2 separate regions of the Mus musculus genome follow, and region 2 is linked to region 1. The links are chromatin loops, found by intact Hi-C in ENCODE. Cell type or tissue: left cerebral cortex. All regions are shown on one strand. Each heading gives the region's core, and the rest is flanking DNA. Links, peaks and the distances in the headings are about the cores only.

The links. Peaks named below come from ENCODE experiments on the same cell type or tissue, not always from the same donor. Only the 100,000 strongest peaks of a DNase experiment are listed, where the experiment ranks them.
Region 2: a loop joins it to region 1, with 3 times the contacts of the local background. A loop is called at or near these places in 10 of 42 quality-filtered maps.

The regions. Positions count from the first base shown.
Region 1 is chr2:5,073,779-5,085,861 of GRCm38, reverse strand. No RefSeq gene overlaps it. Among named protein-coding and RNA genes, the nearest start is that of Optn, 16 kb to the right of the region's middle. In left cerebral cortex, for the core only: a CTCF peak has its summit at 5,613 (motif pointing left); DNase peaks (open chromatin) are centred at 5,239 and 5,623; H3K4me3 peaks cover 307 bases.
Region 2 is chr2:5,818,901-5,830,983 of GRCm38, reverse strand. It overlaps Cdc123 (cell division cycle 123), which reads left to right. Exons shown (of 13, transcript NM_133837.5): 5 at 7,787-7,882; 6 at 9,602-9,708. It overlaps Gm29984 (a long non-coding RNA gene), which reads right to left and starts at 5,424. Exons shown (of 2, transcript XR_373966.3): 1 at 5,158-5,424; 2 at 169-254. In left cerebral cortex, for the core only: a CTCF peak has its summit at 6,560 (motif pointing right); DNase peaks (open chromatin) are centred at 6,122 and 6,550.

The DNA.
Region 1 (12,083 bases), core at 2,100-10,099:
TCATGAATCTCCAGTCTACCTGTATACTCCATGAAAACAAAACAGTCACGTCCCTGTTTGCCACTGATCTTAGTCTAGGCCAATCTGAACGGCTTCCACACATGTGTGAGTATAAATGTGCACAGAGGCATTCGGTCATCATAACCCTCTCATGGCTACATACAAGGAAACTGAACCACTCAAGTTTAAATGGCTGCAACAAAGACACACAAGCAATAAGATGGGCCTGGTATTGAAAACTCAATCACCATGCTCCAGAGTCTGCTCTACCCACTGGACTATACCACCTCTGTGAAGCACCAACATTTAACTGGGGCTAGATTACAGGTTCAGAGGTTCAGTCCATTGTCATTATGGTGGGAAGCATGGCAGAGTGCAGGCAGACATGGCACTGGGAAGCTGAGAGTTCTAGCTCTTGTTCCAAAGTCAGCTGGGAGAAAACTGGCTTCCAAACAGTCAGGAAGAGGATCTCAAAGCCCACCTCCACAGTGACACACTTCCTCCATACCTACTCCACCAAGGCCACACCTCCTAATAGTGCCACTCCCTGGGGCAGGCATTTTCAAACCAACACAGATGCTAAGCCCTAATTTTCAGCTTGATTAATAATAAACAGGTAGGAGGTTGGTAAAGTCTGCCCTCAGGTGTGTCTATGAGGGCATCTTTACAGGCAGATTCTAGGGTTCTGACCAAACTGTGGAAAGTGTTGAAAAGTGGGAGGCAGGGCCTCACAGAGGAAACGGGTCCCTGCGGGAATGTCCTCAGGAGTGATTTTACCCTAGTCATCCATGCTTGTGCTCCCTCTCCTCTGCTTCCTGTTGTCATCCTGTGAATGTCTCTGTTTGCCACACCCTCTCTGCCCTGGTAGATGAGAGCTCTGAAACTGAGAGCCAACATCCATCCTCCCCCTTTTTAAAAAAATGTATTTATGTGAGTACACTGTTACTCTCTTCAGACACACCAGAAGAGGGCACAGGATCCCACTACAGATGGTTGTGAGCCACCATGTGGTTGCTGGGATTTGAACTCAGGACCATGGAAGAGCAGTCAGTGCTCTTAACTGCTGAGCCACCTCTCTTGCCTGATCCTCCCGTTTTTAAATTGCACCTTTCAGCTGTGTGGTTATTGAAACTAGAAAGCTAACTAATACATGTCTAATAAAGTCAGCAAAATATAGGGAAGAAAGATAGCATGTTTAAGCAGAAGAATATAAGTATATTTATAAATATAAACATCTGTTAAAATCGGAAGTAATTTTTAATCATACTAATATACCTCCCTTGACCTCAGGCAGGCCTAATATCGTCTATGGTTATACGTATTTACATTCTTTGTATGCCTCACTGTCAAAATTTTAACTTTTGGAAGTCACTGGACAAAGCAGGCATAATTCTATGATGAAGACAGTAAGCCATGTAGGTTCACCGCACCAGCATTCCCTCGCAATTATGAGCAGTGTGTTTAATTCGTATACATGGTGTAGATATGCATATATGTCAGTGCACATACACTGGATGCGTACGTTGGAACCTGGTATTCATAGAGACCAGAGGTGTCAGCTCCTCTAGAACTAGAATACAGATGGTTGTGGGCTACCATAAATCGCCACAGGAGCCACCCATCAAGCCCCCTAATTTTGCTTTTTGGTACTGACACCAAATGGACTCTTTTAAATCAAAAGAAAGCATGGGGGCTTATGGGATAGCTCAGCAGTGAAGAGCACTCTCTGTCTTGCAGAGGACTCAGGTTCAGTTCCCGGAACCCAGATGTTCTGGTTCCAGGGGAGCCCATGCTCTCTGTTGACCTCCGTGAGCAGCAGGCACACATAAGGTACATACGTAGAAGCAAAACACTCATACACATAAGCAGAAATACTTTGTAAACCAAGTGGATTTTGCTGAGTCAGGCCTCTCCTCCTTCAATTCTCCTCTGGAAGTACTTAATGAGATTAGAGCTGTAATCCCTAGCCTGGCTTTGCTGCCTGGCTATCTTTAGTGTAGGCTAAGGAATATTAACCATGTTCATGCTTTAGAAGGAAAACGTAACGCTAACTCTTCTCCTCGGTCTCCACTAATTTCCTGTGCACTGCTCATCAGTAGTCAACATCCCACTGCAGCCACGGACGGCCAGACGACATCCCACTGCAGCCACGGACGCCCAGACAACATCCCACTGCAGCCACGGACAGCCAGACGACATCCCACTGCAGCCACGGACGCCCAGACGACATCCCACTGCAGCCACGGACGGCCAGACGACATCCCACTGCAGCCACGGACGGCCAGACGACATCCCACTGCAGCCACGGACGGCCAGACGACATCCCACTGCAGCCACGGACGGCCAGACGACATCCCACTGCAGCCACGGATGCCCAGACAACATCCCACTGCAGCCACGGACCAGCTGCTCCTCCCTCAGGCCCTCTGGTCTGTGTTCACAGGACTTCCTTCAGAGGTCCACAGTCTCTAGGCATGGTGACAAATTCTGAAACCAATGCTTGAGACGTGAAGGCAGAAGGATTGAGATTTCAAAGTCATCCTCTCCATTACAGCTTGAGCCTGAAGGCCTGCCTATGAGGCATAATACCTATCTGAAAGAAAAAATGAGAAAAATGTACCCATAAACACACATATTCCTGCAGCATTGTGATGTATATGTATGTATGTGTGTATGTATGTATGTATGTGTGTATATATATATATGTATATATATATATATATATACACACATATATACATACATATATTCAGTACTTGCCATCTAACATAATTATTCACATTATATGTGACATATACTCTGTGTACATATATATGGTCATATATATGATACTCGGGTGGGCACCTGTACCTTTAAGAGCAGCTGGTAAGTCTTTAGAACACAGAATTGTGTCACTGATTTACTAGGAAATCTTTCATGGTTTGATGATTTCTAAAATTATTAATTAGAAGAAACCATAAAGACTGTTCCTTTCCTACAGTTTGTAACTACACCCAACCTAGTAGCTGTATGGTGTTCTTTAAGACACAGGCTTTCCTGTTTTGAGGCAACTGAAATGGTGGGATGAGGGTGGGTAGAGCATGATAGCCATTTCATTTCCTGATGCTGATGCTCCAAAGACACTGCCTCCGGATGCTCTTTTTTGTCTTCTTTCTGAAATGTCTCAGAGTAGGTGATGGGACATTGAAGTAAGTGTGTGTGTGTGTGTGTGTGTGTGTGTGTGTGTGTGTGTGTGTGTGTGTGTGTAATCCCCCAGGGCAGGGCTTCTTGCAGAAGAAGCACTCACTGTACCACTGAGCTATACCCCACCCCCAGTCCCCAGAAGTGGCTTCTTAACTAAGCCTTAGGTTCCTCTGCCACATCAGATGGCACTGCATGGCATCTTATTCTCTACTTTATCAGCTGACAACTTTTTTTGTCCCATCTGAAGCAAGGTCTCACTAGGCAGCCTAGACGGGTCTTGACCCTGATCCTCCTGCCTCTCTTCTGAGCACTAACATTCCAGACTCACAGACTTTATTTTAGTGAGAGCTTATAAAAGCCTCACAAAGAGAATGTGAGCTCACGTTGGCTATTTGAATTCACCAGTGAGTTTCCTGTCCCAGCCTACCTTCTTTAGCAGGACCCTGTCAGTGGAGCCAGTCCCAGATCTAGGAGCACTGGACTTGTGTCTCTTGAAATGACTAACTCCACAGGATGGTCCTTGAATGAGCTGGAGCCCCACTCACCCCCAAACTTCCATTTATACAATATTCTTCCAAGATGACTGGGCAAAAGCAGGTTTGAATCATTTCTTTGGGACTTCTAATGAATGCCTTTCTATCAAGGCCTGGTTCTCATATTCACTTGAACACACACACACACACACACACACACACACACACACACACACACACACATACACACACACACACACACATACACACACACACACATACACACACACACACACATACACACACACATACACACACACACACACATACACACACACACACACACACACACACACACACACACACACACACACCTCCAATATCTTAACTCTCTTAGGAAGTTCTAAGTATTTTATGTCAGAACACTTTCCAAAAATGGAGTCCGATAAGAAGAATTCTGAGTTCGTGTGAGAAAATTCCAAGTAAACAAGAGTCTTTGTGACCTGTTTCTTCCAAATGCCAACTTCTTTCTGAAATGTGATTAAATGTCCCTCCCAAGTATGGTGGGTAGGAGGGAGTTGACTTCAGATTGTTCATTGGAGCTGGCTATTGTTTGGTTTTATGTCCGTGTAGACAGACATGTTACCGCCATGTGTGGTTTGTCTTTGTGATTGTAAACTGTACTCATTCGATTCTTCTTAACTCTCAGAGTATAGATTGTCTGATGCTCTGAGTAAGGTTGGCTAAGGCCTGAGGCTTTAGTCCTTCTCGGTTTTTAGGCTCCATCCTCCCAATTTCCACTGCCTCAACAATTGTACCTTTGCCCTTTAAAAATATGTCAAACCTTCCATTCCTCATCTATTTTATTTTTTAATTTTTCCCAAAAGTAAACATATACGTGTACACAGTCACACATGGATATACACATCCACATGTGCACACTCACACTCATATTCCTCACAATCATACACAGGCACTCCACATACACCATGAGTATGCTTGTATGTGACCATAGGCACCTACTTGCAAATACTCAACACATACAGACACATTACAAAAACGCACACACTTGGACTTCTACCCATATATTCACACACAGGCACGTATGTACATATGCATACATGATACATACACTTCTATACAAGTGTAGACTCAAAATATATGAATACACACGTGTATGCTCAGTCATTGGAGTTTCATATGCCAGTCTATATTGGGGTGCTGTTTTACTGAAGTACTTCCTGACCTCTGTTCCCATAATTCTGTGAGACCCCGACTTAGAGCGTTTCTCCCTGAAAGGTAAAGCCCCTGGACATTCCCCAAGCTTGTTTTCCCTGATCTCTTAAAATACAGCCAGAAAGAAGCTCTTTGTTCTCTATAGCCAACAAAAAGTCTTTTTGTTTCTGTGCCTTACAGCCAGAGACTCGATGATTGTGGGGAGACCTAGCCAGGCGCTTGCTTGGCTCCCTGTGCCAAGGACATGGAGATAGATTCCCCAGAGAAGAGCTACAGCTCACTCCTCACTCTTCATGCCTTGTTATTTTACCAAGGACACCCGCCAGAGAAGAGCTGTAGCCAAACTCCTCCCAACTCCTCAGCTAGCTGTTAAAAGCCCCCTACTGTTACCGCTCGAGATCGAACTCCCCTCAGCTAGCTGACAATAAAGCGTCTTGCAGTTTGCATCAGGTGTTATCGGGGTGCCGACCAGCTCAACCCGGGACTTGAGCGGAGGTCTCCCCAGTTTCGGGGGTCTTACAATTCCACAATCCCAGCAAAGGAGGCCATTTCCTTGTCTGTTTTTTTTTTATCTTGATACATATGTACTATTAAAATGGGACAAATTAAAAGGTCTTAGTCTGACAAAGAGCACTTTCCTTAAAAATGCTGACCTTTCTTTCATAGGCTCAATTTGGATTTTCCCTGAGAGGGACTGCCAGTTGACTGCAGACAGTCATTTGGCACCATCTGCTGGACATAGACAGTCTGAGCAAATGAGAGCTGAAGAGATCAGAGCTGAAGAGCCCAGAATCCACGTTGAGTGAGTGCCTGGATCTAATAGTTCTGCTGTGTGTGGCTTTATTGCAAATATGCAACTTCCTGTGCATATCTCTGAGTTACCTTACGTTATCCTCTCTGAATTTCACAAAGCACCTTTGCTTTATAGCCTCAGCCAAGTCAGCTCACAATGAAGAGCAGAAACCACATCTTGCCACTGTTGCATCCCTAGGGTCCAGGATACAGTAGGAGCTGTGAAACATGTTTCTCTTGCTCTGTGGCTTTTGAATGGCACAATGACTAATATGGGCCATAAGAGATGATGAACCATGGACAGCATAAAGCTAGGGGTGAACATGAACTCCTGATCCTCTGCCTCTACCTCCCCACACCGGGATGATGTTGGAGAAACATCAGCTGCTCCGTATGCCTTTTCAAATTTTAAATTTTTCTTCAAATTAAAAAAATAATAATAACTGTTTAGACCAAGGTCTTGCCATGTAACCCAGGTTGACCTCAAACTTGATCCTCCTGCCTCAGCCTCTCAAGCCCTCAGTAACCTTTAAAAACTGATAAGTTTTCCCCCATGTGATAGTTAACTGTGTGCATTAACTTGGCCAGACTAAAATGCCCTGCATTTGGCCAAATACCACTGGAGATACTTCTGTGGAGACACATTCTTTATGTGATTGGTGTTCTGCATAAAGCGTGTGATTCTCCATATTGTGTGTGGGTCCTTTCATTTGAAAGCTTTGAGAGTAAAGACTGCAGTTTCTCAAGGTAGAAGAAATTTTTCTTCAACCAGATTGCCACAGAGAAACCCTGCCTCAGTTTCTCACTTGAGGGATTTGGAGTCCAGACATCAATTGTAATTCTTACCTGAAATTCCAGCCTGATGACCTCATATAAACCTTAGACATTCCTGCTTCATTCTCCCTCTCCCTCTCCCTCTCCGTCCCATTTTGCTGGAGAAACCTAACACAGGTCCTATACATTATATTAGTAAAGTATCAAGTGTTTTTTCAGTTCACTAAGAAGCTAACTGTGAATCAGGATTGCCCCTAACTAACTTCAGACCCAAGCATATCTGTCTTAGAGCATCCTCCAAGATCTTAGTCCAGGAATGGGCTATTCCTATCCCCAGCTTTGTGAGAAATGGACAGGAGAACAACAAAGCATCCCACAAATAGAAATATCACATCCTTGAGAACAATCAAGTAAATTGTTACAGGAAAAACACAACATCTCTGAGCACATTTAGGAGGTAAATCGTTCCCAGACACCTTCCTGAAGGGAGTGGGGGGAGCTTTGAGGTTTCAGAAGCACAAGCCAGGCTGGGTGGCTCACTTACTCTTCCTACTGCCTGCCAGTCCAGATGTAGAACTTCCAGGTCTTTCTCCAGCACCATACTTGCCTTTGGGCTTCCATGCTTCCCACCTGACATTAATGGACTGAACCTCTGAACCTGTAAGCCATCCCCAATTAAATATTTTCCTTTATAAGAGTTGCTGTAGTCATGGTGTCTCTTCACAGCAATAGAAACCCTAACTAAGATGGAAGTTGGTACCAGAAGTGGGGTGTTGCTCTGATAAGCTTGACCATGTGGCTTCTTCTTGGCAGAATGTAAACTTTGGGACTTTGGATTAGGAAAGCAGTTGAATGCTTTGAGAAGGGCTTAATGGACCATATTAGTAGGAGCATGAAAGACAGTGGTGCTGAAAAGGATTGGAACTGTGAGGGCCCAGCTTAAGAGGTTTTAGAGAAGAATATTATTATGTGACCTAAAGAGCACTCTTTTTTGGTGAAGAATGTGACTGCATTTTGCTTTTGTCCAAAAAAGTCTGCCTGAGATTAAATTCAAAAGTTTTGGATTGTGTTGACAGAGGAGATTTCAAAATAGCTTATTGTCGACCAAGTTGTATGGTGATCAGTGGCCAGTCTTATGCAGATCTATACTGAAAAGAAACAAGCTGAGGAAGGGAAATGCAAAGTATACAGTTTGAGAAGAAAGGGGTGCCAGGAAGTATAAACAGATTAAAGAACAGCCTGAGGCCAAGAGATAAAGGGAATGGTGACCTCAGAGCAAGTCCCCACCCAGTTAAGTTTCCAACTTGTTCAGAGGAAGTTTTAAAAAACTTAAGGCCAGGTGCATGGTACACACTTTTAATCCCAGCACTCAGAAGGCCGAGGCAGGGGATCTCTAAATTTGAGACCAGCCTGGTCTATGATCAAGTTCCAAGACAGCCAAGCTTAAGCAATTAAGGAAACCATTGAAAACAGAAAGCTGGTGGAAATGTATTTGAATGAGGAGGCCATACTGCAGCCCCAGCAAGGAACAACACTTGGCAGTTTTAGCCTCATGATTCTGTCTTTAGAGTCAAAGCTACAAGATAGGGGTTATGGAATCTCCCTCTGAGACGAAGAATGCTGCTGAGGCTAGACAGGAGTGGCAAGAGTGTCCCTGCATGGAGGCCCAGGGAGACCTTTTCATGAAGTTGTGAAAGTGAAGCCTAGATTGCCTTAGAGGACCCAAGAGGCTAGAGATGCCATGGGATACCTACCAAGGAGAGCTGCTAAGAGGGGGTGGAACCAGCCCAAGAGAGAGAAGTGTGTGACAGTCAACATGGCTGGAAGGGCTTAAGGATCTGAAGGGCACATTGACATTAGACAGGAAGGTGTAGAGTTTGGCGATTGCCCAGCTGGTTTCAGTCTTGTTTGGTCCAGTACTTCCTCGCTGTGCTCCCTCTCCTCCTTCTTGGAATGATCATGTATATCCTGGTCATTATATGTTGGAAGCATGTGATCTGCTTTTTTTATTTTGAATTTATAGGCAGAGTACAGTTAAGATACTGCCATGAGTCTCAGAAGAGATTTTGGACCTTGGACTTTTACACGGGGTTGAAACTGATAGAGTTGGACTGAACGCATTTCTGTGTTATGATATGAATATAAGCCTATAGGGGGGGGGAGGGTGTCATGGAGTGGAATGTGATGGTTTGAATAAGAATGGTCCCCATAAACTCATAATTTTTGAATGCTTAGACAGTGGCACTAGGACGTGTGGCCGTGTTGGAGACAGTGAGTCACAGTGAGTGAGCTTTGAGGTTTCAGAAACTCAAGCCAGGCTCAGTGGCTGTGATGATTTGTATATGTTCAGCCCAGGGAGTGGCACTATTAGAAGATGTGGCCCTATTGGAGTTGGTGTGTCACTGGGGGTATGTGCTATAAGACCTTCTTTCTAGCTACCTGGAAGTCAGAATTCTACTAGCCGCCTTCAGATGAAGATGTAGAACTCTCAGCTCCACCTGCACCATGCCTGCCTGAATGTTTCCATGTTCCTGCCTTAATGATAATGGACTGAACCTCTGAACCTGTAAGCTAGCTCCAATTAAAAGTTGTCCTTTATAAGAGTTGCCTTGGTCGTGGTATCTGTTCACAGCAGTAAAACCCTAACTAAGACCGTGGCTCACTAGCTTTTCCTGCTGTCTGCCAGTCCATGTAGAACTCTCAGGTCCTTCTCCATGCCATGTCTACCTGCATGCTGGCATGCTTCCCACTATGATAGTAATGAACTAAACCTGTAAGCCAGCCCCAACTGAATGTTGTCCTCTATAAAGGAGCAGCCATCATCATGGTGTCTCTTCACAGCGATGAAAACACTAAGTCACTATCCTTCTTCCTAGAATGATTGGTGGCCTCCAGGCAGAGCCACAGCTGCCTCAGCAACCAGAGGTACAAGTGGAGGTCTTATGGCTGCAGAGTAGTGAACAGAGGCATCAAAATTAGCATATAAGGATTAGGGAGATGGGGAGATGGCTCAGCAGGGAAAAGCTCTTGAGTTCTATCCCTGGTACCCATGTGAAGGAAGAAGAGAAACCTACTACCTCAAGATGTTCTCTGATCTCTCTCTCTCTCTCTCTCTCTCTCTCTCTCTCTCTCTCTCTCTCTCTACCTCCCTCCCTCCCTCCCTCATCCCAAGAGAGAGAGAGAGAGAGAGAGAGAGAGAGAGAGAGAGAGTGTGTGTGTGTGTGTGTGTGTGTGTGTGTGTTTAAATGTAAAAGAACAGAGATTAGCATAGGAAAGAAACCAACAACCCTCCCTACCAAGTCTATCTTGTAACAGAACAATACAGAGCATTTCCTGTTCTAAGAATGGCCCAAAAGCCATGCTAACAGGGTATAAACATCCAATCATTTGTCAAGCACTCACCATTAAGCCAAACAGCTCTAGCCTTCTTCTATCCTCAGATGTACCTTTTTCCTTAATAAAACCAGTGTGGTATCTACCACTATCCAGGAATTCCTGGTGCAATTCCTTGTTCCAGGACACAAGAACCCAGACTTCCCACCAGGTGCCCTGCAGACTCCTGCATCCACCTACAACTGGCTGCTTAGCCAGCCTCAGCCCTGACCAAAGTGAAATGAATAAATGACCTATGGCATTTTCACCACAGACAAGCCACAGCTGGGACCTGACAGAATTAAGTGGCTCTTCCTTAGTAAGAAAGTCTGTTTCAAGATGACTCCATCCATCATGCTCTGCGTGCAAAACAGAGCTGCCTGGAGACTTCTAAGAGCCTTTGCCATGTTCTGTTACACTGCCACTGAGTTTAGCAATAGGAGGTCCAGTGACCTCAGCCCAAAGCATCTGGTAAGCACTGAGCTCTGTGCCTCCCTTTCAGAACCTCATACCACACATTAGCATATTAAAGGCTCGAAAAGGAAAGAAGCCCTAATTTTGCCAAACAAGATCTTTTTTTGAGCCTTCATGTAGAAAACCTATGGTTAGCCCATTAAACATGTGACGTTCAGAGGGTTGAATGTTTATTTAAGAAGTCTGGATAAGAAGAAAATAAGTTAGAGGCTGGAGAGACTGCTCAGGCCTAAGTTCGACCCCCTAGAACCCATGGAAAATGTTGGGTTCAGCTGGGCAGTGGTGGCACATACTTTTAACCCCAGCACTCAGGAAGCAAGGCAGGGGGAATCTCTGAGTTAGAGGTCAGTCTGTCTACAGGGCAAGTCTCAGACAGTCAGAGTTACACAGAGAAACCCTGTCTAGAAGAAGAAGAAGAAGAAGAAGAAGAAGAAGAAGAAGAAGGAGAAGGAGAAGGAGAAGGAGAAGGAGAAGGAGAAGGAGAAGGAGAAGGAGAAGGAGAAGGAGAAGGAGAAGGAGAAGGAGAAGGAGAAGGAGAAGAAGAAGAAGGAGTAGAAGAAAAAGAAAGGGCGGGGGGGGGGGGCTGGAGAGATTGCTCAGCGGTTAAGAGCACCAACTGCTCTTCCAAAGCTCATGAGTTCAAATCCCAGCAACCACATGGTGGCTCACAACCATCCGTAACCGAGATCTGATGCCCTCTTCTGGGGTGTCTGAAGACAGCTACAGTGTACTTACATGTAATAAATAAATAAATAAATAAATAAATAAATAAATCTTTAAAGAAAAAAGAAAAAAAGTGTAGACTAACTGAATTGAGCCAACTAGTGTTATAAACATAAGAAAAGGATGTTGTAAGATGAAAACCTCTAGAGTCCAGTAGAGGCTGTATCAACTGCAATTAATACATGTCATCGTGTTGAATGAATTATATGTCAAATAGGACTTTTTTTTAAATTAAAAGTAAACATAAGCACTAGACATGAAAACTAACCTGCAATAGGCTCAAATGCAGGGGTGTAGCTCAGTAGCCAAGCATGTATTTGATCTCTAACACACATGTACATGCACATGCGCGCACGCACACACACACACACATGCATGCATGCACGCATGCATTTCACCCCCTCTGGCAGATCCCTTGAAAGTCTTTTGACAGACAAGTATGTTGTCGTTCTAGGTTTTTTTAATTATTAATTTTTTGTCAGCATACAGAGTGACAGGCTTCGTCATGGTATCTTATACTCATAGAACAGTAGACTTTGTCCTATTTCACACCTCTCATTCACTGCCCTCCCTGAGTGTTTGGCTCTGATAAAAATCCATCCTAAATGGGATAATCTCTAGAAAGATGGCCCCCTAAACTGAGCACACTCCCAAGAAACCAATGCTACACCATTCAACCTTTTAGTAAGGGATTGAGAGACGAGGAGTGAGTGAGTGTGGAAAATGGAGAATGGCGGGAGCAGGGAGGAAAGCACAGAGAGCAAGGGTTGCTGTGGTCTAATGGACAGAGAGAAGATGCTTTCACTAACAACCATTAACTCCTGCCTCAAGCCAATGAGGAACTAAACACAGGGACAAAGTCTGGCCCTCTGCCTTCATGCTATGTTTACTTTTGAGATAAAAGGCCTACTGTCATAAATTCATCCAACATGGAAACATGTGCTAACTGCCCCTGACACAGCCTCTACTGGACTTTTAATAGGGTTGTCCTCCGATACCCCTCTCTTATTTATAATACTTGTCTTAGTTAGGGCTTTACTGCTGTGAACAGACACC
Region 2 (12,083 bases), core at 1,680-9,679, 750 kb before region 1:
AATGAAGTATCCACGTGTTGGTCTTCCTTCTTCTTGATTTTCTTGTGTTTTGCAAATTGTATCTTGGGTATTCTAAGTTTCTGGACTAATACCCACTTATCAGTGAGTGCATATCAAGTGAGTTCTTTTGTGATATGTGTATATATTGTTATACTGTGCTTTCCTTCATTTTGCTGTCATCTTCTCGCCTCTCCGTGGTGCTTCCGTTCTTCGATAGCTCCTCTCTCTGCTTTCTTGTCATGTGTATCCCATTTCTAGTGAGTCATTTAGAAATAATAGAATTTTATTTCTCAAAGGACGTCTAAGAACAAGGTACACATAATGTCTGGGGAGAGAGAATCTCTCTGCTTCAAGATGGCACCTTATTTCTGAGTGAGAGCATGATGAAGGAGACAGGAGAGTTGAGAAGGCAGAGACTGATGTTTTTCTGAAGCTGTGAACTATTCACGAAGCTATAGCCTCTCATGACTTAGCTTCCTCAAGGTTACCTCCTAATGTCACTGTGGTTGGGATTAAGGTTTGCCATGAACTTTGGAGAGATACAAACATTAAAATCAAACAGTGGGAACTGTAGAGATATCTCGAGGGCAGAAATGCTTACCATTGCTGGGCAGTGCTGGCGCATGCCTTTAATCCCAGCACTCGGGAAGCAGAAGCAGGTGGATTTCTGAGTTCGAGACCAGCCCAGTCTACAGAGTGAGTTCCAGGACAGCCAGAGCTATACAGAGAAACCCTGTCTTGAAAAACAAAAACACAAAACAAAACAAACAAAAAAAAAAATGCTTACCATTAATACAGAATTCCTGGGTTCAGTTCCCAGCATTTGTGTCAAGTGGCATACAACCACTTGTAACTCCAGGAGATTTCATGCTCTATGGCTTCTGGCCTCCTACACACATATTGCAACTAAACTTATACACTACATACACATTGCCATAAACTTATACATTAGACAAATAAATAAATAGATATGGTTTGGGGTGGATTTTTTTGTTTGTTTGGTTTTTTTTTTGTTTTTTGTTTGTTTTGTTTTGTATTTTTGAGACAGGGTTTCTCTGTGTAGCCCTGGCTGTCCTGGAACTCACTCTGTAGGACCGGGCTGGCCTTGAACTCAGAAATCTGCCTGCCTCTGTCTCCCAAGCGCAGATACATCTTTTAAAATCATAATTCTCTCTTTCTCTTTCTCCTTCTCTCTCTCTCTTTCTCTTTCGCCTTCTCCCCCCTCCTCTCCTCTCCTCTCCTCTCCTCCTCACCCCCCCTCTTTCTCTCTCCCCCCGTCTTTGTGTGTGTGTGTGTGTGTGTGTGTGTGTGTGTTTTCCATACTCCTGTGTACTGAATCAGTGATATTCATTATGGTAGCAGGGAGCATACTTAGGCTTTATTCTGGCTTTTGAATACCATTCTCCACTGACCTGAAACTTCTTAGAGAAATTCAGGATTGAAGTTGGGAAAGTGAAATGGGCCCACAGTAGCTTGCTGTGTCAGAAACTAAGGAAATGGAAGAGAATAATGGGAGCATGATAGGTCCCAGAAACCAGCTCTTTACATACCCTTCTAAAATATCAAGGTTATCACCAATAAGGACTATAGCAAGAAGAGCTGTTAGAGAGTATGGGAGAGCAATGAAACATGACACCTAACTACAGTGGATGCTTCTGGACTGGATTCTAGAGAAGGAAAAAGGTTCTGATTTTCTTTTACTATAAAAGACTGTTAGAACAGTGAGCATACTTCAATACAGTCTAGAGATTAGGCAATAGTGTTTGTACTGGCTAGTTTTGTGTTGGAGTTATCACAGAGAAAGGAACTTCAGTTGAGGAAATGCCTCCATGAGATCCAGCTGTAAGGCATCTTCTCAATTAGTGATCAAGGGGGAAAGGCCCCTTGTGGGTGGGACCATCTCTGGGCTGGTAGTCTTGGTTCTATAAGAGAGCAGGCTGAGCAAGCCAGGTGAGGCAAGCCAGTAAAGAACATCCCTCCATGACCTCTGCATCAGCTCCTGCTTCCTGACCTGCTTGAGTTCCAGTCCTGACTTCCTTTAGTGATGAACAGCAGTATGGAAGTGTAAGCCAAGTAAACCCTTTCCTCCCCAAGTGCTTCTTGGTCATGATGTTTGTGCAGGAATAGAAGCCCTGACTAAGACAGTGTTATATTTCTGTAAGCCTCTTGATTGTCATCATTTTACTCTTTTATAAAAGGAAATATATATCCATATTTATCTGTTTATAAATGTATTTTATCTAAATTTATATATATATATATATATTTATCTAAATTTGTATCTATCTCTCCGTCTATCTATCCATATATCTGTATTTAGGAGTAAAGGGACTTAGTGATTGCAGTATGCTCTAAAACAGCATGGGAGAAGAATTCATTACCTGATGTAACTAGAAGTAAGTGGGCATGCATAGAGAGTAGGGTTTGGGAAACAGTGGTGAAGCACGTGGGGGAAAGGGAGAGAGAATCTGTGTGAATGGTGTGTGAGCATTCGCACCAGCCTGACAGCTAAAGTAAAAAGCTAGTGGCTATGTAAATAAGTCAGTGGAGCTGGGCAATAGGAACACTCATTCTTGGAGAACTCTTAGTGGAGGAGACCCTAGAGCCAGGTCCAGGGAAGGAAAATCCAAAGTAATCATTCTCTAGTATAAATAAAAGGCCATCGAATGAGCACGCTCCTCCCCAAAGGCAGAGGGAGGGAGGGAGGGAGGGAGGGAGGGAGGGAGGGAGGGAGGGAGGGAGGGAGCTACAGGCATAATCCAAGCACTCAGGGGGCTCAGGTGTGGGGTTTGCAATCTGGAGGCCATCTTGGGCTAAAAGCCTTGTCTCAATCACAAGGAGGGAAATAATAATCACGATGTCAGAAGCGCCATGGTGAACTTATAATTTGGAACAGTAGCTTAAAGATACTGCAATTTAGATTCATCTCAGTGTCCCTCCTCCAAATGAACTCACTAAAAGGGTACATAGGGACAGGAGAGATGGCTCAGCATTCAAGAGCACTGCCTATGTTTCCAGAGGACCTAGGTTTGGGTCCTAGGACCCACGTGGCAGCTTCTAGCCATCTGTAACTCCAGTTCCAGGGATCTGGTGCCTCCTTCTGGCCTCTATGGCACCAGACTTGCATACAACACAGTACATACACAGTGCAACACAGTGCAGGCAACACAGTTACACACAAGACAAAACATTTTAAAAAATAAAAACATTCATAGCAAGTGATAGTATGATAGCAAGTGACATAAAATTCTTCTTAGAATGCCATACAGGTACGCATACTTTAGAGTTAAAGTCATGAATGTAGACTATACACCGGTTTAAAAATGATGGTCAGGGACTTCATTCCTCTTAGTAATGTTTTGTTTTGTTTTTCCCTTCAGGAAATATAGAGCCTCCTATAGCAGGCAAGACTTCCAGTGGAGGGATTGGGACACCAACCCAGCCATAAAAGCTTAGACCCACAATTTGTCCTGCCTACAAGATGTACAGGCAAAGGGTGGAGCAGAATTCGAGGGAAGGGCCAACCAGTGACTGGGCCAGCTTGAGACCCATGCCCTGAAAGGGAGCCCAAGCCTGGCAGTGCTAAAGATATTCTCTTATACGTGCAACAGGAGCCTAGCTTAACTGTCATCAGAGTTACACCCACCAACCAATGGAAACAGATGCAGAGACTCACAGCCAAACATTAAGCGAAGCTTGGGCAAGCCTGTGGAGGATCAAGGAGAAAGGATTGTAGGCGCCAGAGGAGTCAAAGATACACAAGGAAATCTACAGAATCAACTAACCTGGGCCCATGGGGGCTCACAGAGAACATACATGGAACTGATGTAGGCCCTCTGCACATATGTAACAACAGTTGTGCAGCTAGGTCTTCATGTGGGACCCTTAAAGTGGGAACAGAGGCTGCCTCTGACTGCATCACTAATGGATCTCTTTCCCCTAACTGGGCTGCCTTGTCTAGCATGAATAGAAGAGGCCCCTAGTCTTGTGCAGCTGCATATGCCAAGGTTGGCTGATCTCCATGGGAGGATTCCTTTTTCTGAGAAGGGGAGGAGAGGTAGATGGGGCGGGAAGAGAGGCAAGAGGGAAGTTCTGGAAGGAGAGGAGGGAAAGGAAGCTGCAATCAATCAGGATGCAAAGTAAAATAACTTAATAACAAAAAGGAAAGAAATATACAACAACACCTGGCTGTGGCAGGGCACACCTTTAATCTCAGCACTTGGGAGGCAGAGGCCAGCCTGGTCTACAGAATGAGTTCCTGGATAGTCAGGGCTACACAGAAAAACCTTGTCTTGAAAACTTAAAAAGGAAAGAAAGGAAGGAAGGAAGGAAGAATGGAAGAAAAGGAAAAAAAAGGAAGACAGAGTTAACAATTAACCTAGCTTTATTTGACTGGAAAAAACCAGTAAAGTAAAACAAACAAGAACACAGAAAGGTCTGAGTTAAGTCTGCCAGACTCAATGTTTTAGTCTAGTAGTATGAGTAAATACCACCTTTGTATATGCTTTGTGGTTCTTTTTTATTCATTATTATTCTTTTATATATTACATCCCAACTACAGTTCTTCCCTCTCTCCTCCTCCTCCTCCAAGTCTCACACACACACACACCCACATAGCATTTTGTGGTTCTTAAAAACGCTTGCTGATGGAATCGTGATATGGCTGTCTCCTGAGAGGCTCTGTCAGAGCCTGACAAATACAGAGGCAGAAGCTCGAAGCCAACCATTGGACTGAGCATAGGGTCCCCAATGGAGGAGTTAGAGAAGGGACTGAAGGAGCTGAAGGAGTTTGCAGCTCCGTGAAGGGAGCAACAGTGTCAACAGGCCAGACCCCCTACCCCCCGGAACTCCCAGGGACTGGACCACCAACCAAAGAATACACATGGAGGGACCCATATATATGTGGCAGAGGATGGCTTTGTTAGACATCATTGGCAGAAGATGCCCTTGGGCCTGAGGGTGTTCAATGCCCCAGTGTAGGGGGATGCAAGGGCTGGAAGATAGGAGTGGGTAGGTGGGGGAGCACCCTCATAGAGGCAGGGGGAGTGGGGAGGGGGGTTTCCAAAGGGGAGACCTGGAAAGGGGAAAACATTAGAAATGTAAAGAAAATGTTCAATTAAAAACTATTAAGACAAGAGAGAGAAAAAGGAAGCTTACCCTTTCTGAACAAGCGGTACAGCATTCAGGTTACTGTGTAACCCTCGGGATGGGAGAGATGACACGGGGATCTCTTTCAGACAGGATACACATAGGATCTTTCTCAACACTGAGTTAGCTATGGTTTACTGAGTTCATAGTTCAGGTATAGTGAAAATCACATAATGGTGTGCTATATGTAGACTTTTTATAATTAAAAAGTTTCCGTAGGATTCGTGGTTTAGTATTTCAAAGGTTGAATGATTTTGAGGATTTGAGGGAAGCAGTTAAATCCTCATCTTTGAAATGTAGCAAATAGGTCAGGGTGTAGCTGTGCATGGCAGCAATCCCAGCAGGATGGAGGGAGGGAGGGAGGGATGGTGGGTGGGCCAAGAGTTCAAGGCCAGTTTGGCCTACATAGTGAGGTTGAGGCCAGCCTGGGCTACATGAGAACCTGTCTCAAAAAACAAACCAAACCAAAACAAAACAAGCTTAAACAAATCCAGGGTTTTTTGCATATTGCCTAAAGTGCACACAACCCTGAAGTTAGTCCTTAGCACTGTGAAACCAAAGCAAAATGTGTGGAAATATAGCAGTCCTTACGTGCAGCACTTTGTGGAGTAGGGAAATGGACTAATTTGTCCTTGTAATTGTATCTCTTACAATTATTATTTTAATTTTTTGTGTATGGGAATTTGCTTGCACGTATGTCTGTGTACTGCATTCATGCCTGGATCTGTGGAGGCCAGAAGAAAGGGTCAGTTCTCCTGGAACTGCTGTTCCAGACAGTTGTGAGTCAGTATGTGGGTTCTGGGAAGCGAACCCAGTGCGCTTAGCCACCGAATCATCTTTGCTGCCCGGTTGTATCTTGTATGGAAATCACTGCTGATCTTAGATAAGTGAGTTCTATTGACAAAGCTCTATGGCAGCCAGATCTGCAGCTTCTGATGATTTTGAGGAAGTAATTTGCATCCTTTTGACTGGAGAGGCAGGCAAAAGGGAACTCCTAGTTCCGTTGAGGGGTAGCTTCCTGACTTGTCTAAGCTGGGTAGGTTGTAGACTAGTGGAAGAGAGATATGGGGCAGTCTGTCAAGTCTGTCAGTGAGAGCTTGTTAGCCAGCCTAGTGTCTTACTTACAGTTAACCCTTTTTAGAGTGTGCCTTGGTGTTAAAGTTCTTGCCTGGCATGCTTAGGGCCAGGGATCAAGTCTTTGCCTCAGATCAACCAATGGTTGTTTCTAATTTTAAGTTGTTTTTCATTTTAAGAGCTTGCTTTTTCTTCTCAGTTTTTTGTGGTTGTTTGTTTTGTTTTGTTTTGTTTTCTCTTCCATGGGCTAAATCTTGAAAGTCCACAGGCATCATCTGGGTTTGTACTGGGTAGGTAATTTTATAATTTTAGTTAGATTTATTTTTCAGAACCTGCAGTTGCCCAGTAGGGGGCAACAACCCCGTCTTTAGAGGCTACTGCAGTCTGGTAGTGCCACAAAGAGTTTGTTACTGCCCTTGTGTTCTGCCTCCCACTAAAGTCCATTTCCAGCCCCCTTGCTATTTACCTAGGCAGGATCTATTGGTAACCCAGCTCATCTTCCCACTGAACAGTAGTATTTCTCTTACTTCCTGGTTGAAGCAAACACTGGACGGCTTGAATTAATGTTTACACAAAAATGTCTTTTTCTAACTCTCAACCAAAAAGAAAAGGACATTTTAACTTTGTTTGTATTAGAACTTACTTGTAAATAGTAGTGTCTAGGTATAATTTATTCATCAGGTGTTTTTCATTTTCAGTGAACCTTTTGCATAAATGACCATTTAAGTATGGGGTATTATTTCTGAGAACTTCCCACCGGCATCTCTTCTCTCAAAAAATAGCTCACGCTAGTCACTGTGTGAGTGTGTGTATGCGCACATACATGCCGTGTTCTCGGAGGCCGGAGGAAGATACGGGGCATCGCCCTCTGTTGCTCTTTATCTCACTGCCTTGACTCTCAGTAAACTTGGGGCTTGTCGATTCAGTTAGGGAGGCTGGCCAGTGGGCTCTTGTAATCTGCTTGTCTCTGCCCCCCAATGCTGAGGTTACAGGCATGGGTAGCCATGTCTGCTTTTGTACTGCGGGGTTAAACCTGGGTCCTCATGCTTGCTGTGCTAAGCACACACATCCACTGCCTTATCCCCACCCCTTCTTCCCACCCTTGCCCAGACCTTAGTAGACAGAGCATCGTGTAGCAGCTATTGGCCTTGAACTTTCTGTCTAGTCAAGGCTGTCCTGAGCTCCTGGTCCCTGCCTGTCCTTGACATGTGCTGGGTTACAGGGATATGCCTCTCACTTGGCTCAGATGCTGGCATTAGGTAAGGATTCAGAAAAGACCACTGAGTTGCTCCTCCCGAACCACACACTTGGTGACATCTGTGTTTTCAGAGACGTGTGGGTTCGGAAAGTACCATTTAAGAAGTTGATGATTTTATTCCTCTTTCTGGTAAATACTACTTTCTTGGTGATTTTATTTAATTGAGAGCAGGAATAAGAACAATAATTTGCATTATATATAATTCTGGTTTTGATACCCTAACTGAAACATTGAAATGTTGATCATGATTTCTGTGACTCTTCTAATGGTGTTGACTTGCTCACGACCTGTTCTCTGTCTCTCTAGGCACCAGAGTTTCCTGAGTTCAACACTCAAGTCCAAGAAGCTATCAATTCGCTGGGGGGTAGTGTCTTCCCTAAGCTTAACTGGAGTGCCCCAAGGGTAGGAAGATGTAAAGAAATCTCACTATTTGAGTAGTTGTTTGTTTTGTTCTGTATTCATTTTATATTCCCTCCGAGCATCTAATGTACCTTCCATTACATTCTTAATTTCAGGGAAAGCACTGTTGAGATTATTATATTTTTCCTCTGTTGTTTTATTCTTCTGATTTTGCTGTTTGTACTTTCTACGAAATACTGTGCATTCTGCCAAAAGACAATTTGACCTCTTGTGTTGCCAATTGTACTAGGATTCTGGGTATGTTCGTAGTCTGCATTATTTAAAACTTCACCCTCTCAGTTGAGCAAGGTTTTCTCTATTGAAAAGTACAATAAATATGGTGGCCCAGAGAGATAGCTCAGTGGGTAAAAGTGCCTGCCATCTAGCCAGATGACCTGAGTTCATTCCAGGGACCCACGAGGCAGGAGAGAACTGAGTGTTGAAAGTTGTCCTCTAACCTTGCATACACAGACACACACAGACACAGACACGCTTGTACACAGTGGCAGGGATCCAGTTTTGTTTCTCCGCATATTCGGTGTTTGCCATGACCGTCCTTTTGCAAACACCCTGTCCTTACCTGAGGCATACTACTACAATTAATAACATCTTCCCATTCCATGTTTTGCCATCCTTAGAGTTAAGAGTTGCATTATTTTTTATTCAGCTGTGTGGTTTGCTGTGTACATACTGATGTTTTTGTGGGATTAAATATGATTTGGGTATACTTTCTTTAACTAGAAGTTTATTGTCTTTTTTTATTGGGAGAAATTATAAAGATATCATGTAGAGGTTTTTTAAATTCATTTTTAGTTTCTCAGGCAACTTTTCATCTACATGAATAATGTTTGAAATTTTCTTTGTTTCCACTTAAGATAGGAAGATTATTTCTGGTTGTAAATTCCTTATGCACCTGTTCATTTGTTTATGGAATGACTTGTATACACCAGTGCTTTCTTCCATGCAGTGTGGGTAATGGGACAGTTTTGGTAGTTATTGGTGTTTTCCATTGTGTATTTTAGCCTGTGTCTGAGCTGTCTATAGAAGTGTGACTTTATCACACTGCGTTGGGCCCGGTTACTTTACGTCCACATGTCCGGTGCAGCCCTGCTTTGGGTTGTGGTGGTGAAACTGTTTGACTTATTCCTTCCTGATCAGATGAACAGGGTCTTGACTGCCCTGAGCATCCAAGTTCAGGTGCTCGTCGGTTGGTCTCCCCAATCAGGGAGGCTGGAAATGACTGCTTTCACTGTGGAGAGCAGCTGATTCTTCACCACGTGAATCTTCGCCCTGACCTGTGTGACTTCATTAACCTTCCTTCCATCTTATCGTGAAAAACGCCCTGGTCTAAATGTGTGGGTCCTCCTATCTCAGTGTGCATAACTACACTTTTTTGAAAAAAAAAATTATACTCATTTGTTTTGTGGGTGGGTATACTTGTGTGTGCATTTTTGGAAGAGGACAATTTGTGGGACGTGGTTCTCTTCTCCCGTGTGTGGCGCAGTATTGCAGTCAGTGGTCAAAGCTGGTGGGAAGTGCCTTTGCCTGCTGAGCCATCTTGGTCCTCAGCGTACATGGCTGGGTGTCTAGCATGGGCTGATCATGCTGTTTGTTGAGAAGTGTAATTTGACCCTGGAGGCGCTGTGCACTGGTGCTCTCTCATCTGTGTGCCTGGGCTGCACTCGCTGGGTGTGTCGTAACTCATACATGTTTATTGTTTAGGATGCGTACTGGATAGCGATGAACAGTTCCCTGAAGTGTAAAACTCTCAGTGATATCTTCCTGCTTTTCAAGAGTTCTGATTTCATCACCCATGACTTCACACAGCCGTAAGTGTCTTGTGAGTAGCTGCTTCCCAGTGGTGACATTCCACTCTCTCCAGGGCCGAACTGTAACAGTTCTGCATCAGGAGCTGTTTCATGGCCCTCAGATGAGTATTAGAGCAAACTTTTCTTTGTCTTTTAAATAAATTCTACACAGTGGATATGCCTGTCAAGGTTTTATATATAGTAAACATTTCAGTAATTTTCCCTGTTACAAAATTCAAGTATGTGCATAATGGTCAAATGAAATTAATAACTACTGATGAGAACAGGAAAGCATGCTGAAAAGCTCCATAAGCAGTTGTATGTAGTTTAGGTTTCTTTTCATGTGTAGATATAATGTAAATATTGCTGCTTCTGTCTGTGTAAGGACTAGTTACGTTTTTTCACATATTTTTATTTTGTATGTGTGTTTGTACAAGTGTCACGGAGAACGTGGGGGTTAGAGAACAGCTTATAGGAGTTGATTCTCTCTTAACACTGTCTGGATTCAGGGGTCAAACTCAGGTTCTCAGGCTTGGCGCCAAGTGCCTCTACCTCCTGAACCCTCTTGCCAGCCCACCCGCCTCATTTTCCTTAATTTGGGACTTTTCTTGTTTTTTTATGTATCTGACCTTTTGCTTGCATGTATATGTCTGTGTGCCACATGCATGCCTGGTGACTTCGGAGTCTAGAAGAAGGCATCAGATCCCCTGGAGCTGGAGTTGTAGATATTGCCTGCTGCTAGGGGTGCTGGAAATTGACCCTGGGTCCTCTGGAAGATCAGCCAGTGCTCATAACCACTGTGCCAACTCTACAGTTAAACTTAATGAGTGGGATCCAGTTGTTCATATTGCCCTGTAGGCTATGTTTGCTACTAGATACTGGTAACATGTGTTGAACAATCCTCTTTCTTCTATAAAGCTCTGCAATAAAGATCCTTAAAGTAAATTTGAGGATACATTTTAAAAATATATAGAATTACTGTCTCCTCTTGATGGCCCCTGTTTGACTACAGAACTCAGCCTGCTGCTGATCATGGCTGGCAGAGCACACAGCACTGAGCAGGGCTTCCCTCGCTTCCTGTGCCCCAAGAGCAGAGAAGCTCTTCTAGACATCCCTCCCATTCATCTTCTAAACAGCAGTCTCCCAGTTAAACTAGCCTGCAGGCCCAGCTTTAAGCTACAGAAATACAGTGTTTGCACGAGTATACGCACTCCTACTTATTAACCATAATAAATGTTGGGTTGGTTCTGCCAGTTCACTCAGCCTCAGCTCCTACTTTGAAGGAAATTCTAGCATGGGTAGGTAGTTCAGTCACCCAGTGTGTGATTAGCATGCATGAGGCCGTACATTCAGTCCCTAGCATCATCATAACCAAAAATAACCAACCAAACAAAACCCCAAACGTATAGAAGCAAAAGCATTAAGCAGGCTTTTTTTTTTTTTCTTCCCCTTTTGCTGGGATTAAAGGGTGGGCCACCACTGCCTGGCTTTTTTTATTTAATGGATGTGAGTGCACTGTTGCTCATTCAGACACATCAGAAGAGGGCACTGCATCCCATTACTGATGGTTGTGAGCCACCATGTGGTTGCTGGGAATTGAACTCAGGACCTCTAGAAGTGCAGACAGTGCTCTTAACCACTGAGCCATCTTTTCGGCTTCAAGCAGGCATTTCTATAGCCATGTATTTCTGGCTTTATAGAAATTAACAAAATTAAAAACAAAACAAAACACTGTCCTTTATGGTTCACAGGCACTGGTGTCACTGAGGTTGATGGCCCTCATTTGTCATTTTAACAATGTAGCAATAGTTTTACATTTGTATTCTGGTAGATCCCTCTGGTTAGATGAAAGCTATTTCCTCTCATGCCCCCACCCCCTCAATAAGGGCCTTTTTTTTTTTAATTAAGTCTAATGCTATGAATAAAGAGATCATGAACTGTACAACATTCGCACTGCTTTGTATCCATTAACTAACTGATAGGGCCTCTTACTGACTTTTATTCTTCATTCCAGAAAGACTATGAGGACATCTTTGTCTTTCCATAGGTTCTAGGTTCTCATTGCTTTTAATTTTGAAGCTGATGGTTTTAAAAATCAGCTTTGCTATTTAGCAGTTGATGGTAAAACTTACCAGGCATGTTTTACATTTTTTTTTTTTTTTGACTTTTGAGGAGGAAGTCTGGCAGCACGTGAGCGTGAGGCCTTAGATTTTGAGTGTTCGCCCACAAATGGCCTTGCTCCTGCTGTCAGCTAAGGTGCTGGAGGGAACAAACCCTGTACACACAGCCACCAGCCCCTCAGCTCGCCTCACTGATGTGTGATCTCTCCAGGGGCAAGCAGGAAGACTGGTACTTTTTTTTTTTTTTAAAGATTTATTTATTTATCATATGTAAGT